Linked DNA regions of Homo sapiens: region 1 is linked to region 2. Evidence: chromatin contacts called from ENCODE Hi-C data. All regions are on one chromosome and are shown on one strand. The core of a region is the stretch at or near the end of the contact, and the rest is flanking DNA. Distances in the headings are between cores, read along the strand shown.

Region 1 (6,757 bases), core at 3,629-6,128, 440 kb after region 2:
AAATCAAAACTTCAATGAGGAAGCACATCACACCCCATAGGATGGTAACATAGCAGTAATAATAATAGCGACAAAGGTAAGAAGTGGGTCAGGATGTGGGGGAAGCGGAACTCTCACACATCGCCGTATGTAAAAGGTGAATGTAAAATGGCCCTGTGAAAAATGATTCAGCACTTCCTTAAAAAGTTAAACGTAGAATTACCATCTGAGCCAGGAATTCTACCCCTAAGTCTATAACCAAAAGAACTGAAATTAAGAATTCAAACAGATACTTGTAGATGAATGTTCCTAACAGCACTATTCACAAGAGCCAGAAGTTGGAAACAGCACAAATGGCCAATTAATGAATAAATAAAATATGGTCTGTCCATGCAACGGAACATTTTTCAGCTTTAACAAGGAATGAAGCACTCACACATATGACAGCATGGATGAGCCTTCAGAATATCCCTAAGTGAAAGAAGCCGGGAACAAAAGATCATATATTGCACGATTTCATTTATGTTAAAAAGATCCAGAATAGTTAAATCCAGAGACGGCAGATAAGTGGCTGTCATGGGCTGTGGAGGACGGAGGACAAAAGGGATGAAAATGTTCTGGAGGTGACTGTCACACAACAGTGTGAATGTACTGAATGGCACTGGATTGTACACGTTAAAAGGATTTTTATGTTATGTGAGACTCACTTCAATTAAAAACAAGCTATGAGTAAAAGAATGTGTATAGGGGGTGGTACAGAAAAGATATATACCACAAAACTTATTGCACACTTCTGGAGGTTGCTAGGATGCCAATCCATTATGCTGAAAATTGATAAATAAAGAGGAAAACTAAGCATTTATCCTGCCTTCCTGGTATTAATTGTATTTCATGATAAATCATAGCCTTAGTGGATGAGGGATGGCTTTTCTCAACAGAAGCACTCAAGCAAATAATTTCAGAAGGAGGAAGAGAGTTAGAAGTTCCAACACCTTATCAAAAATTGACTAGGTTAATGTCATCAATCGATGGTAACACTCTTCAGTGGAAGATCGATAGAGAAACTTACATTGAATGGATCATTGTTGCCATCTGAATTCGCTGATCAGTCTCAGCATCATTAAAAGTGAAGTTTAATCATTATGTGTCTCCTGATAGGCTGCAGTACAAAGAATACAGCTTCAGCTACCAAGTATCCATGCACAGAGAAAACCTGGATCTCATCAGCCCTGGCATTTAATTCCAAGCCTGCAGCAATGTGTGAGCAGGGGAACAAGTTAAACAGCCCCGGAAGCCACTGGGCAGATCCTAACGTGACCATCTAATGGGACACTTGACTTGCTTTCCTCAAAAAGCCAGCATGAGGTAGGAGATCTGTGAAATGGAGCGGGAGGTGGAGGCAGAAGAGACAACTCTAGATTTAAAGAGACTTAACAGATAGAGTTTTCTGACATGACATATAGACTTTGCTTGGATCTGGATTAAAATAAATCAGCTACTAAAATTCAGTTTTCTCGCTAATCAAGATGTTATCGGAAAGGGGTCCTGATCCAGACCCCAAGAGAGGGTTCTTGGACCTCACACAAGAAAGAATTCCAGGCAAGTTCATAGAGTAAAATGAAAGCAAGTTTATGAGAGAAGTAAAGAAACAAAAGAATGGCTACTCCATAGACCGAGCAGCACCAAGGGCTGCTAGTTGGCTACTTTTGTGGTTATTTCTTGATTATATGCTAAACAAGGGATGGATTATTCATGAGTTTTTTGGGAAAGGGATGGGGATTTCCCAGAACTGAGGGTTTCTCCCCCTTTTAGACCATATAGGGTAGCGTTGCATTTGTAAACTGCCATGATGCTGGTAGGAATGACTTTTAGCACCTGCTGTATTATAATTAGCATTTAACGAGCAGTGAGGACCACCAGAGGTCACTTTCATTGCCGTCTTGGATTTGGTGAATTTGGGCTGGCTTCTTTACCACATCCTGTTTTATCAGCAGGGCCTTTTTGACCTGTATCTTGTGATACCAGCTCTGTCCACCTCCTGTCTCATCCTGTGACTAAGAGTGCCTAGCTTCCTGGAAATGCGGCCCAGAGGGTCTTGGCCTCATTTTACTCAGTCCTTGTTCAAGATGGAGTCACTCTGGTTCAAACGTCTCTGGCAAAGGGAATTTGAGTATAGACTAAGTGTTTGTCTTAGTCAGTTCAGGCTGCTGTAACAAAATGCCTTAGACAGCGTGGCTTATAAACAACAGACATTTATTTCTCACAGTCTGGTGAGTCCAAAATCAAGCCTCCTGCAGATTCAGCATCTGGCAAGGCCCACTTCTTGGTTCATAGATGGCGGTCTTCTTGTTGCATCCTCACATGGTGCAAGGGGCGAGGCAGCTCTCTGGAGCCCGTTTATAAGGGCACTAATCCATTCATGAGGGCTCCATCCTCAGGACCTAATCACCTCCCGAAGGCCTCCCCTCCTAATCCATTATGTTGGTGATTAGGTTTCGTCATATGCATTTTGTGGGGACACAAACCCTGAGCCCACTGCAATGTTTGATTAAATGAAGGAGTTGTTTGTTTTGCAAAGCGTGAGTGTAGAACGGTAGTCATGCAAGAAGAGATTCCTTATTCGGATGCGTATTGAAGGATTTAGGAATGTGAGGACATGGGGTGTGCAATTTGCTTTAAAGCACTCAACCGTGCTGCAAGCCTCTCTTTCACTTCACGTACATCTCTCTCAGTGCTCTCTATCCAGTCCTGTGCCTGGAGGCTGACCCTAATATCCAGTAGTAAAGGGACTCTGTGTCCTCTGGAGACCTTTGGCTCAACCAGAGGCGAGAGGCTGTGCTCAGAGCACCTGCTCCTCTACCCCCGCTCGCTGGGCTGCAGTTCTTGTCTGGCAGCCCCTCATGCAGAGCCAGCTGCTGCCCCACTGGGTGAGTAACCACCCTCCCTGCCCATGCAGATGCAGTGGTCTTAGCTGCACCGCTGAGACCCTGCTAAGATCCCAGCCCTGAAGTGCGGCACTGGCCCTGCAGACTTCCTCCACCCGCCCACGCCTGTGGGAGCCATCCCTGCATCCACCTCTCCCCTGTCCCATTTAGAGTCACTTGTTACCTGTGGGACTGTGACTCTGGGGGAGGTAACATGTTTGTGGTTGTTGATGTCGGGCGACGGGTATGTGAGAGTTTTATGTATCCTCTACCTTTGTGTATGTTTTTGAAATTTTTCATAAGCAGAAAACAAACATAAATATACACAAACACTCTATTTTTCCATTATTAACATTATAAATTTATGTTTAAAGGTACACATGAGATGTTTTAGAAGGATACACACCATATTCCGACTGTAGCTACCTCCAGACGATGGGACTAGGAGGTAGCAGAGCAGGAGGGGGCAGAGCGGAGTGAGCTGGGAGGTGTCCTCAAGCTGGGAGGTGTCCGTGAGCTGGGAGGTGTCCTCAAGCTGGGAGGTGTCCTCAAGCTGGGAGGTGTCCGTGAGCTGGGAGGTGTCCTCGCGCTGGGAGGTGTCCTCGAGCTGGGAGGTGTCCTCAAGCTGGGAGGTGTCTGTGAGCTGGGAGGTGTCCGTGAGCTGGGGGGTGTCCTTGAGCTGGGAGGTGTCCTCGAGCTGGGAGGTGTCTGTGAGCTGGGAGGTGTCCTCAAGCTGGGAGGTGTCCGTGAGCTGGGGGTGTCCTTGAGCTGGCATGTGAACTCTCCTCCCCTCCTCCTCATAACCTCTCCCTCCTCATGATCTCAGTGCTTCCACTTATTTAAAATCACTCATTTAAATGAGTGAACCTCCACTCGTGTAAAATCACAGCTCAATATCACTCCCTCGGGGACGCTTAAACAGGGAGTGCCGTGGGCAGCCCTCCTGCACAGGCCACCGCTGCTCACACACTTCATCTTCACAACATTTATCTCAGTGGTCATTTACATTAATCTCTGTGAAAATTTGAGAATTCTCAGGGGGAGATTCTCCACTGTTCTCCGCAGGAATTTCTGTTCCCAGGGCTAGTTTTATACTGATCCATGTGATAATTTGTGGATGCCTCCTAGCTATGAGCTCTAAGGAAGCAGAATTTTTCATTATATTCCCAGCTTTGATCACAGTGTCCGGCAAATGGCAGGTCTTCAAACACGTGGGCTTTGTCAAATTCTTTGAAATTTCTACTAGAATGTATTCATTTTTCTGCCACTTAAAATAATTTTAAGTTATTGTTTTAATTTGTTGTAAATTTTGTTTGACTTTGAGGAAAATGTAGAAAAATAATCTAAAATCTTGAAGATAAGAAAGAACTTAAATGTCCATAGACAATAAGCAAAGGATAGGTTATGGAATTGCACAGATTTTAAAGTCTCTGAATGCAGAGTGTGTCATCATGACTTTGTAAGGCAAGTGAACTGGAGGAAAGCATTTGAAGACAACATGACAAACAACAAGTTTGTATCCTTAATATGTAAAGAGCATATTCAAATCAATATGAAAAAAGATATCTGTATACAAAGGATTGGCATGAATAAAAAGTTCAAGAAAGAAGACACACAAAAACAATGGAGCCGCAATGGAAGCAACATCACTAATTATCCAAGACATGCAAACGAAACGAAAATACTTCAAGTTCATCGGGTGAGAAAAGACTGAAACTCACTGCAATAGCTGATGCCAATGAGGGTCTGGGGGATGGATTCTCAGGACCCTCTGGGGGCTGGTAAGTGTCCCCTGTTCGAAGCTTCTGGGGGCAGTTTGGTGAAATGTGCCGAAAGGCTTTCACATTTGGAGATGTTTGCTCCACGAAGAAATGCCTACAAGGACAGGCTCACAGGACCTGTGACTAGAGCCAAGCTCCCGAAGCATGTAGGGCTTAGCTGCTCCCACTAAGATCACCAGCCCTGAGTCACTCCCTCTGTGCCCTTCCCCTACCCTCGCATCCCTGTGGGAGCTGTCCCTGCCTCCACCTCTCCCCCACTCCCCGATCAGGGACTTATTGTTTTTTGGTTTATGCTGGAGGAGCAGTGACAACAGACCAGGGCCAGGGGTGGAGACCCACACAGTAGGTCCACAGTCACTGCGAAAATGTGCACGCCACAATGTTGAGTAATTTTAAAAAAGGACCTTTTGTATATTAGGACCCATTTTGTTTCAAAATACATGTATGACATCACTATGCAGAAAATGTTAAAGCTGTAAAAACATGAACAGAATGCCTGAAGCGTGGGCCGTGGAGGGGCACGCTGACCTGCACACGCCTCCCACTTCATGGAAATGCCTTCGCGCTGCTTACTTTCTTGCTTTTCTTTCACAGGAGGCTTGTGTCACTTTTACAACCAGCGAAGTCACGTGTAGGTTCCGTGTCCAGGAAGAGAACCCCACCGCCTCCTTCTGGATGGCAGGTGTCCCTCTCGGCTGAGCAGGTGTCTGGGACCATGACATCCAACCTGGGCTCTCCTGGCCCCCAGAGAAGAGCTGCCCAGTGCATGTGCTGGCTGCACCGTGACGTCCCCTATGAACGAGGCCCACAGGCAGTGGCTGGCTGGGGGGATGCCCCTGCCCTGAGCTGGAGTCTCCCCAGGTGGCTGCTTCTTCCCCACCCCGAGGGTCACAGCCCAGCCCAAGCTCCAAGGGAATGGAGCAGCTGCCTGCACCAAGCTTCCCTCCTCTGGAGAAAGCACCTCCTCTTCTCCCTCACGTGCTCCCTGATGACCGCCAGGCTCCTTGACATGGTTCCCAGGACCAGCCTCTCCCAGGGTCCCTACTCCCAGTACCCCAGTCCTCACCATTTGTGACCCTTCAGCCCCTGCTGAACCCTGCCAGCCCCAGGACAGGCCACAGCTGTCATGCCACCTCCCAGCCATGATGAATGGGGAACGGGGAACTGTCTGACCTTGGGCTGGGTTCAAAAGCAGGGTCAGCCCAGGCACAGAGCCTGTTTGTTTGAGTGAATTGAGTGGGAGGCTGCTTTCTCATCGGGCTGAGGAGGGTTCAGAGGATTGTGGTCTCTTTGTTTTCATTCAAGGCTCCATCAGCCGGGGCCCTGGCAGGAACCAGAGTTCACTCAACCGTTCACAGAAGGGTGCCTTGCAGAGGCGCAGGCAGGGTGAGCAAGGATGGCGTGGAACTCGAGGGGGGGTGCCACAGTGGATGTTGTCGCCACCTGTGGCCTGAGGAGCAGGGCAGGAGCCATGCTGCTGGGTCCCAGGGAGGCCATGCGGGGCACTCCACAGAAGCTGGGTCTGGAGACTGGGGGTCCCCGTGAGGCCATATGGGGCACTCTACAGAAGCTGGGCCTGGAGACTGGGGGTCCCCGTGAGGCCATGCGGGGCACTCTACAGAAGCTGGGTCTGGAGACTGGGGGTCCCCGTGAGGCCATATGGGGCACTCTACAGAAGCTGGGTCTGGAGACTGGGGGTCCCCGTGAGGCCATGCGGGGCACTCTACAGAAGCTGGGCCTGGAGACTGGGGGTCCCCGTGAGGCCATGCGGGGCACTCCACAGAAGCTGGGCCTGGAGACTGGGGGTCCCCGTGAGGCCATGCGGGGCACTCCACAGAAGCTGGGCCTGGAGACTGGGGGTCCCCGTGAGGCCATGCGGGGCACTCCACAGAAGCTGGGTCTGGAGACTGGGGGTCCCCGTGAGGCCATGCGGGGCACTCCACAGAAGCTGGGCCTGGAGACTGGGGGTCCCCGTGAGGCCATGCGGGGCACTCTACAGAAGCTGGGTCTGGAGACTGGGGGTCCCCGTGAGGCCATGCGGGGCACTCCACAGAAGCTGGGTCTGGAGATGAG
Region 2 (6,936 bases), core at 2,688-5,187:
TTTTAGGGGAACTAATACGTGTGTGTGGAGCTGTGTCTTGAAATAATTCAATGTTCTAAGCCTCAGTGAAATCGTGTCTCTGGAAGGTCAATCATTGAAGGTATAACGTAAACACTCAAGAAAACAGGGAGACTTTGTGGCAGCTCTTAACGTCGTGACGCCAGCTGCAGTAGCTCTGTCAATTGTGGGGGCATCAGATAAATCAATTTAAGCTGGAAAAGTCCTTTGAGGTATCCAGGTGGTTCGTAAGGCCACATAAGTCTGTCAAATATCATCGCTTTAGAGATTTCTGAGATTTCAGAGGATATCAGGTCTTGATGCTTGGAAAGAGGCAATCGGCAAGATTTTAGCAAAGGGACTCTGAGACAAAAGCCACAGGTTTTTGTTCGTCCATGCATGCTTTCCTCAGTTTCACTGTGCAGCACCTCTCAAACTTTCATGAGAAATTTGGGGTGCCCTGGCACTCTGTGTTTTTCTAACCGGCTCCCGGCCGACACTGAGGCTAGTGGTTCTTGAACCACGCGTCGGTATTAGGGTGCTGTGCAGTACGTAGCTCGAGGAAGGCACTTCCACAGAAGGCAGTAGCCTACCTCCACCCTGTTTACCACCTGCAGGATTCATCTCATCTCTTCACTCAAGAAAATTGGGCAGCCCTGTGCGGGAGGCCTGACTTGCACTAGCGGCTGGAGACAAAGGGTGAGTCAGACTCAGCTTGGTACCTCTCCTGTTGAGGCTTATTATTTTAGTTTGGGAGACAAGCACAGAGACTGGTAATTCCTAACTTTTAAATGCTGTCAGCGAGGAAGCGCAGCGGGCAGCTGTGAACGTGTCTAACGGGGGCTGTGAGCTTCAGAAGTCGGGGAAGTGCTGAGGTTCAAGGAAGAACCGGGGTTCATTGGCCAAGAGAGCCACAGGTGGGGTGGGGTGGATCATATTCCAGGGAAAGGGGGCGTGTGTGCAAAGCCTCTGAGGCAGGAGGGATGCGGGCTTTTGGAGGACCCGGCTGGTCTGTGTGGTTGGAACATGGTGGGCACACGCTGGGTGAGCGTGGAGTATCTGGAGGTGAGGCTAGCGTTGGTGGGATCCTGGTAATCCCGCTAGGACACCGGGTCATCCTCCGTCATTAGATGATGGTAAAGATAGTGGATATCAGGGGAAAGTGGGGACTGACGGCTCCCCTTTTCACGATAAGGGTGGCGTGTTTCCATTTGACGAACGGACCCCCTTACTAAGTACCTGTTAGCGCAGGTGACACCCACCTGCTCCGCGAGCTCAGTAGACACCCATCTCCACGAGGGGGGCAGCAGAGCAGAACGCTGAGGCTCGGAGTCTGAACCTTGAGAAAGATTTCGTCGTGGAATTCTAGAATTGATAGTTCTGCATCTAGACATATTCTAGACATCTAGACATATTCTAGATGTCTCGATAGAAGCTGTGCGCTAACAGCGGCCCACACGCGCCTGCTCACTTCAGGGGTCCTGTTTCAGTTCCTTCAGGGTGGCTGGTGTCTAGGCGAGAACGGCATCTGGAGAGGGAAAGGTCACCCCTCCCTGACCCGCGTTGCACTCGTCAGGAACGTGGCACAACCTCCCAGTATTAATTCCCACCGCGCCCTGTGGCGGGGCCCTGGCAGACATGTAGATTTGCCAGACGGCCAACGTGATTGCATCCTTCATTAGCTATGAGGTGGTGCAGGAGGAGCCGTCGACTCCAGGGGTGGCAGGTGGTTTGGGGGCCAGGTGGCCAAGTTTATGGAGTGCCTATGGTTTCACCCCACCTTGCAGGCATCGGGCTGGCGGCCCTCGCCTCTGTGAGCCTCACAGGCTTTCTGCACTCAGAGAAGGGAGCTGGTGGCAAACAGGCCTTGAAGAAGGGGAGAAAGTAGCTGTCAGGTGCGGCTACTCAATGCTGCCATCAGCTTAGAATTGTAAAGGGAACTGTTTGAACCAGGGCACGAGAAGAGTGGTTTTCTTTTATTTTCTTTTGTTTGTTTTGGTTGAGGCTAAGATTTCCCCATGACCTCAGAGCATCGAGGGCCAGCCCATTTCCAAAGGGTCTGCCGGTCTAACGTCTCTGTTGCTCATACTTAGCACCTAAAACTCATGTTCCTCCATGTCAAAATCATATTTCTCTATTTGAAATCATATTCCCTCATGTTGAAATCATATTCCCCCATGTTGAAATCATATTCCCCCATGTTTAAATCATATTTCCCCATGTTTAAATATTTCCTCATGTTGAAGTTATATTTCTCCATGTTGAAATCATATTCCCTCATGTTGAAATCTACTTCCCCATGTTGAAATCATATTTCCCCATATTTAAATCATATTCCCTTATGCTGAAATCATATTCCATGATGAAATCATACTTCCCCATGTTTAAATCATATTTCCTCACGTTGAAATCACATTCCCTCATGTTGAAATCATATTTCCCTATGTTTAAATCATATTTCTCCATGTTGAAATCATATTTCCCCATGTTGAAATCATATTCCCCCAGGTTGAAGTCATATTTCCCCATGTTTAAATCATATTCCCTCATGTTGAAATCATATTTCCCCATGTTTAAATCATATTCCCTCATGCTGAAATCATATTCCATGATGAAATCATACTTCCCCATGTTTAAATCATATTTCCTCACATTGAAATCACATTCCCTCATGTTGAAATCATATTTCCCTATGTTTAAATCATATTTCCCCATGTTGAAATCATATTTCCCCATGTTGAAATCATATTTCCCCATGTTGAAATCATATTCCCCCATGTTGAAGTCATATTTCCCTATGTTGAAATCATATTCCTCCATGTTGAAGTCATATTTCTCCATGTTGAAATCATATTCCCCCATGTTGAAGTCATATTTCTCCATGTTGGAATCATATTCTCCCATGTTGAAATTGGAGCAGTTAATTGGGGTCACACTTTTATCATCTTGTCCTGGACTTTAGTTCCCAGGGGCAGACCAGGCAGTCATCAGAAACACAAACCTATTTAGAGAACTGCCTTCTTTCAATACACACCTGCCCTGATCATTTGGGTTGGAATATGGCTGCTTGTGGTGTTTTCTGCACTTTCAGCCTCCAAGTTGAGTCTTTGCGTGGCCGAGTGTCAGCACTTGCCACACATTTCCTCTTCCTGGGCAAACGACCTCACTCTCTGGGCATGTGGTTGAATGTCCTGGCCTCACCTCACAGTTAGATGTGGCCGATGGGATGTGAATAGAAGCCGTACGTGACACTTGCAGTCGTGACCCGCAAATATTTCCGCCACACGGCCAGCCATTCCCTTTCTCTGCTACTGGCTTGAGGTGACTAACAAGGCAGCTTCAATGGCCACACATTACAAACAGAGCCACGGATGGAAGGGACCATGGTCCCTGAGTCACCACGTGAAGGACACAGTTGCTGGCTACATGGAAGCACCCTTTGGACTTGTGAGAATGAGACAGAAACATCCATCACGTGTGAGCCATTCGGTGTTTGGGTTTGTTTGCTGCAGCAGCGGCCACAGCATTAGATTTTCATTCCGATCTAGGGACGCCACCGTAGGAGGAAAGTTAACAGATCCAGAAGTTGTGTGAACTGCCTGGTGAGCCCAGGCATTGGTGAGACCACAGCAGGGCTGAATGGAGGGAACAAAACTCTGTCCCCTGAGCATTCACTCTGGCCATCTCTCCTGTTCTTCTCTCTTCAGAGTGGAGGTCCATGTGCTCAGACAGAGGAGGCATTATCCTGACCTTTCTCCTCCCAGAATCAAGTTTTATCACTTACGCTCAGAAATCTGAGCTTGCTCTTGGAATTCAGCACTGGCTTCATGGATCCTTCTCTGCCAATGTGCATTTTATGGCCAACGAATGACCAGGACTGGTTGGTTGGATTGTCGTAAATTCACAAGACATGTTCATGGAGATCTTGCCAAGGGTGTGGCCACTTCAGCCATTGCATCAGAGCTAGTGGAGGGGAGATCGGGGTGGCCAGCTTGGCCGAGGATGTACGAAGTATGTGTAAACATTCTTTCTCCACTGATATCAAGTGTATTAGTCAGGGCTCTCGATTGCAAGCACTCTGACTTTCTTAGGCAAAAAGGGAATTTTTGAAAGGACGTCAGGGGTTCACAGCATCATTGTGGAGCTAGAGGGTCTATCTTGGAAAATGGAACCAACCAAGGGCACTTCAGAAGGCTGGACAGCAGGAATCACAGCTGAGGCCAGGATGCAGGTACAGACTGTTCATTGCTGCTGGAGATTCAAAGTGCCAGGGGAGAGGGCCATCTGCATAGAGCCTGAGTCACAGGCTTGCTCCCAGCTGTGCCAAGGCTGGTGTATTGGTCTGTTCTCACACTGCTGTAAAGAAATACCTGAGACAGGGTAATTTACAAAGAAGAGAGGTTTAATTGGCTCACAGCTCTGCAGGCTCTACAGGGAGCCTGGCAGCACCTGCTTCTGGGAAGGCCTCAGGGAGCTTTTACTCATGGAGGACGGCAAAGTGGGAGCAGAAGGAAGGGGGTCCATGCCACATACTTTTAAACAACCAGATCTCATGAGAACTCTATCATGAAAACTGCTCGGAGGAGATGGTGCTAAACTATTCAAGATAAGCCACCCCCACGATCCAATCACCTCCCACCAGGCCCCACCTCCAACACTGGGGATTACAATTCAACGTGAGATTTGGGCAGGGACACAGATCCAAACCGTATCAGTGTGAGATTTGGGCAGGGACACAGATCCAAACCATATCAGTCAGGAAAGGAAGGATTTTACCCACTTCAGCTTTCACAGTAGGTGTAAATGTTCCCTCCTACTCCATCCACATGCAAATTCCTCCAAACATTTCAGGGGCTTCAGCTGATACAAGTTCATTTTCTGTGTCAGAGTCTAATGCAGGTGTTCCTAGTGAGTGTACTCCCTTCCATGCAGTGACTCAGGGATCCAGGCTCTTCCAACCTGGGGCTCCATTTCAGAGTCCTCTGCCTTCAAGCAGAAAAGAAGGAGGGGAGTTACCTCCAGTGCATCTTAAATGCCCTGGCTTGGATAGAGCAGGGGAGGGGATGAATGATATGCTTTACTTTTGCTCATATTCCCATAACTCATTACAAGGCTAACATAATTATAAGGGATGATGGGAGAGACATAGAAGCAGAAGGACATTGGGTGGTGCCAACCACTTCTGCTATAAGCCTTTACAGGAAGAGAGGATGTTTGGTTTCTGGACAGATAAAAAAAGTAATTGATATCTGCTCCTAGGGCTAAATATATGTGGGGATGGGGAACCTGAGAATATGGTCCTTTCTTGAGCTTTGAGGAGAGAGGGATGGGTGCTAATATTTGTTGAATGGCTACTACGCATAGGAACTTTGCAGATGTAAGCTCACTCAGTCCTTAGGGGTGCTAATTTACCCTTTGGCGTAAATACTATTCTTTCCACTTTACGAATGAGAAAACTCAATTAACAGGCGGTGGAGGGATTTTTTTCAGCTAGGCAGTGACAGAGCTAGGATTCACACGTTCCATTCACCACCCAACCTTAAGGGTCGCTGGGCTGCAACCTTGACTTGAAATATAGTCTACTTTGCACTGGGAGGGTTTGGAATGAAACGCTACAATTTGGATCAAGATAAACCACAGGCAGTGAAAGCAAGCTGCAGGGGCCAGAGGCTGGAATTTCCCACAGACAGAATTTTGGGAAAAGCTGTACAGTTTGGAGGGGCCGGGTAGGGAGGAAGAAGGGAAGGGGGATAACCTCATCCAAGCGAGAGAAGTTATGGTCACCAAATATTTCTCTAATTACAAAAAAATAAGGGACTTAGGGATGCCAAAAAAATAAAGTACAAGTGTACTAGGCGTTGGCTTTTTTGGCAAAGCAGATTTGTCTGTAATCACTCTTAAAAAGATATAAAAGGAATTGCCTCACACAATGTGATCACTTAAGCCTGGCTTTTATCTGTTTCTTCAGAAACATTGCATTTTGAAGGAAACCATATTAGCTGGAGATGGTGAATTTGTCTGGTAATTGCTTTCTATTATAAATCTAAGTAACATTTAACACCACTAGGGAATGCAAAATTATCAAGCAAGCTGAAAGAAGAAAAAGTCTTCTTCTGAGTTGAAAGTTCTGTTTTCCTAGTTGAAAATAGATGTTTTAAGGTTCACAGAACACCATTTTGTATCATTAGCAAGATTATGGGGCAGCGCTTATAAAGTTCCAAAACTCCCTGCTGGTTAATAGATCTTAGAAAAAGCGTCTGAGGCAGATCCCTTGACCGGCAGCCATGGTCCACAGTATTCAGCTGTAATAACAATTATTTAAAAATGGGCGTGAGATGGGGGACAATCGTGATGCCTCTTCTGGCCTTAAACACCCGCGATAATCTTTGCTATGGTCCGAATGTTTGTTACTGCTCTCCCTGCAAATTCGTATGTTGAAACCTAGTGCCCCAGGTGATGGTATTAGGAGGTGGGGGCCTGTGCGAGGTGATGAGGCCACGAGGGTGAAGCCCTCAAGAAGGGGATTAGTGCTCTTATTAAAGGGGATCCAGAGAGCTGCCTCGCCCCTTCCGCCAGGTGAAAACACAGTGGGAAGGTGCCCTCGATGAACCAGGAAGGGGGTCCTCACCGGACATGAAATCTGTCATGCTTTGATCCTGGACTTCCAGCCCTCAGAACTGTGAGAAACACATTTCTGCGGTTTATAACCTACCCCACTCGTGGTATTTTGTATAGCAGTCAGGATGGACTAAAACGATCTTTGACCCACTTGCTATTATTTTCGTTGTCAAATCCATTTTGTATGTAGGTCAGCTTCACTATCTTTATGAGGTCAGAGGACTGGATGTCCCCAGGACTTACGTGGCTCCAAGACATCCTTTTGTTTGTTTGTTTGTTTTTGTTTTTGTTTTTTTTTGAGACAGAGTCTTGCTTTGTTGC

The links. Hi-C counts contacts between places; a loop is a spot of excess contacts on that map.
Region 1: a map with no recorded cell type shows a loop between it and region 2 (2.8-fold over the local background). The contact joins two enhancer-like sites. A Hi-C loop is called at or near these places in 2 of 37 single-sample maps with no recorded cell type.

The regions. Positions count from the first base shown.
Region 1 is chr12:131,360,678-131,367,434 of GRCh38, forward strand. LINC02370 (long intergenic non-protein coding RNA 2370) reads left to right here. Exons shown (of 5, transcript NR_103736.1): 3 at 5,279-6,338; 4 at 6,447-6,662. Among named protein-coding and RNA genes, the nearest start is that of LINC02370, 17 kb to the left of the region's middle. Within about 2 kb of position 4,879, at least 3 of the 41 ENCODE cell types and tissues checked have a DNase peak (open chromatin) inside an H3K27ac peak, as active enhancers do.
Region 2 is chr12:130,916,947-130,923,882 of GRCh38, forward strand. No RefSeq gene overlaps it. Among named protein-coding and RNA genes, the nearest start is that of ADGRD1, 33 kb to the right of the region's middle. Within about 2 kb of position 3,938, at least 7 of the 41 ENCODE cell types and tissues checked have a DNase peak (open chromatin) inside an H3K27ac peak, as active enhancers do.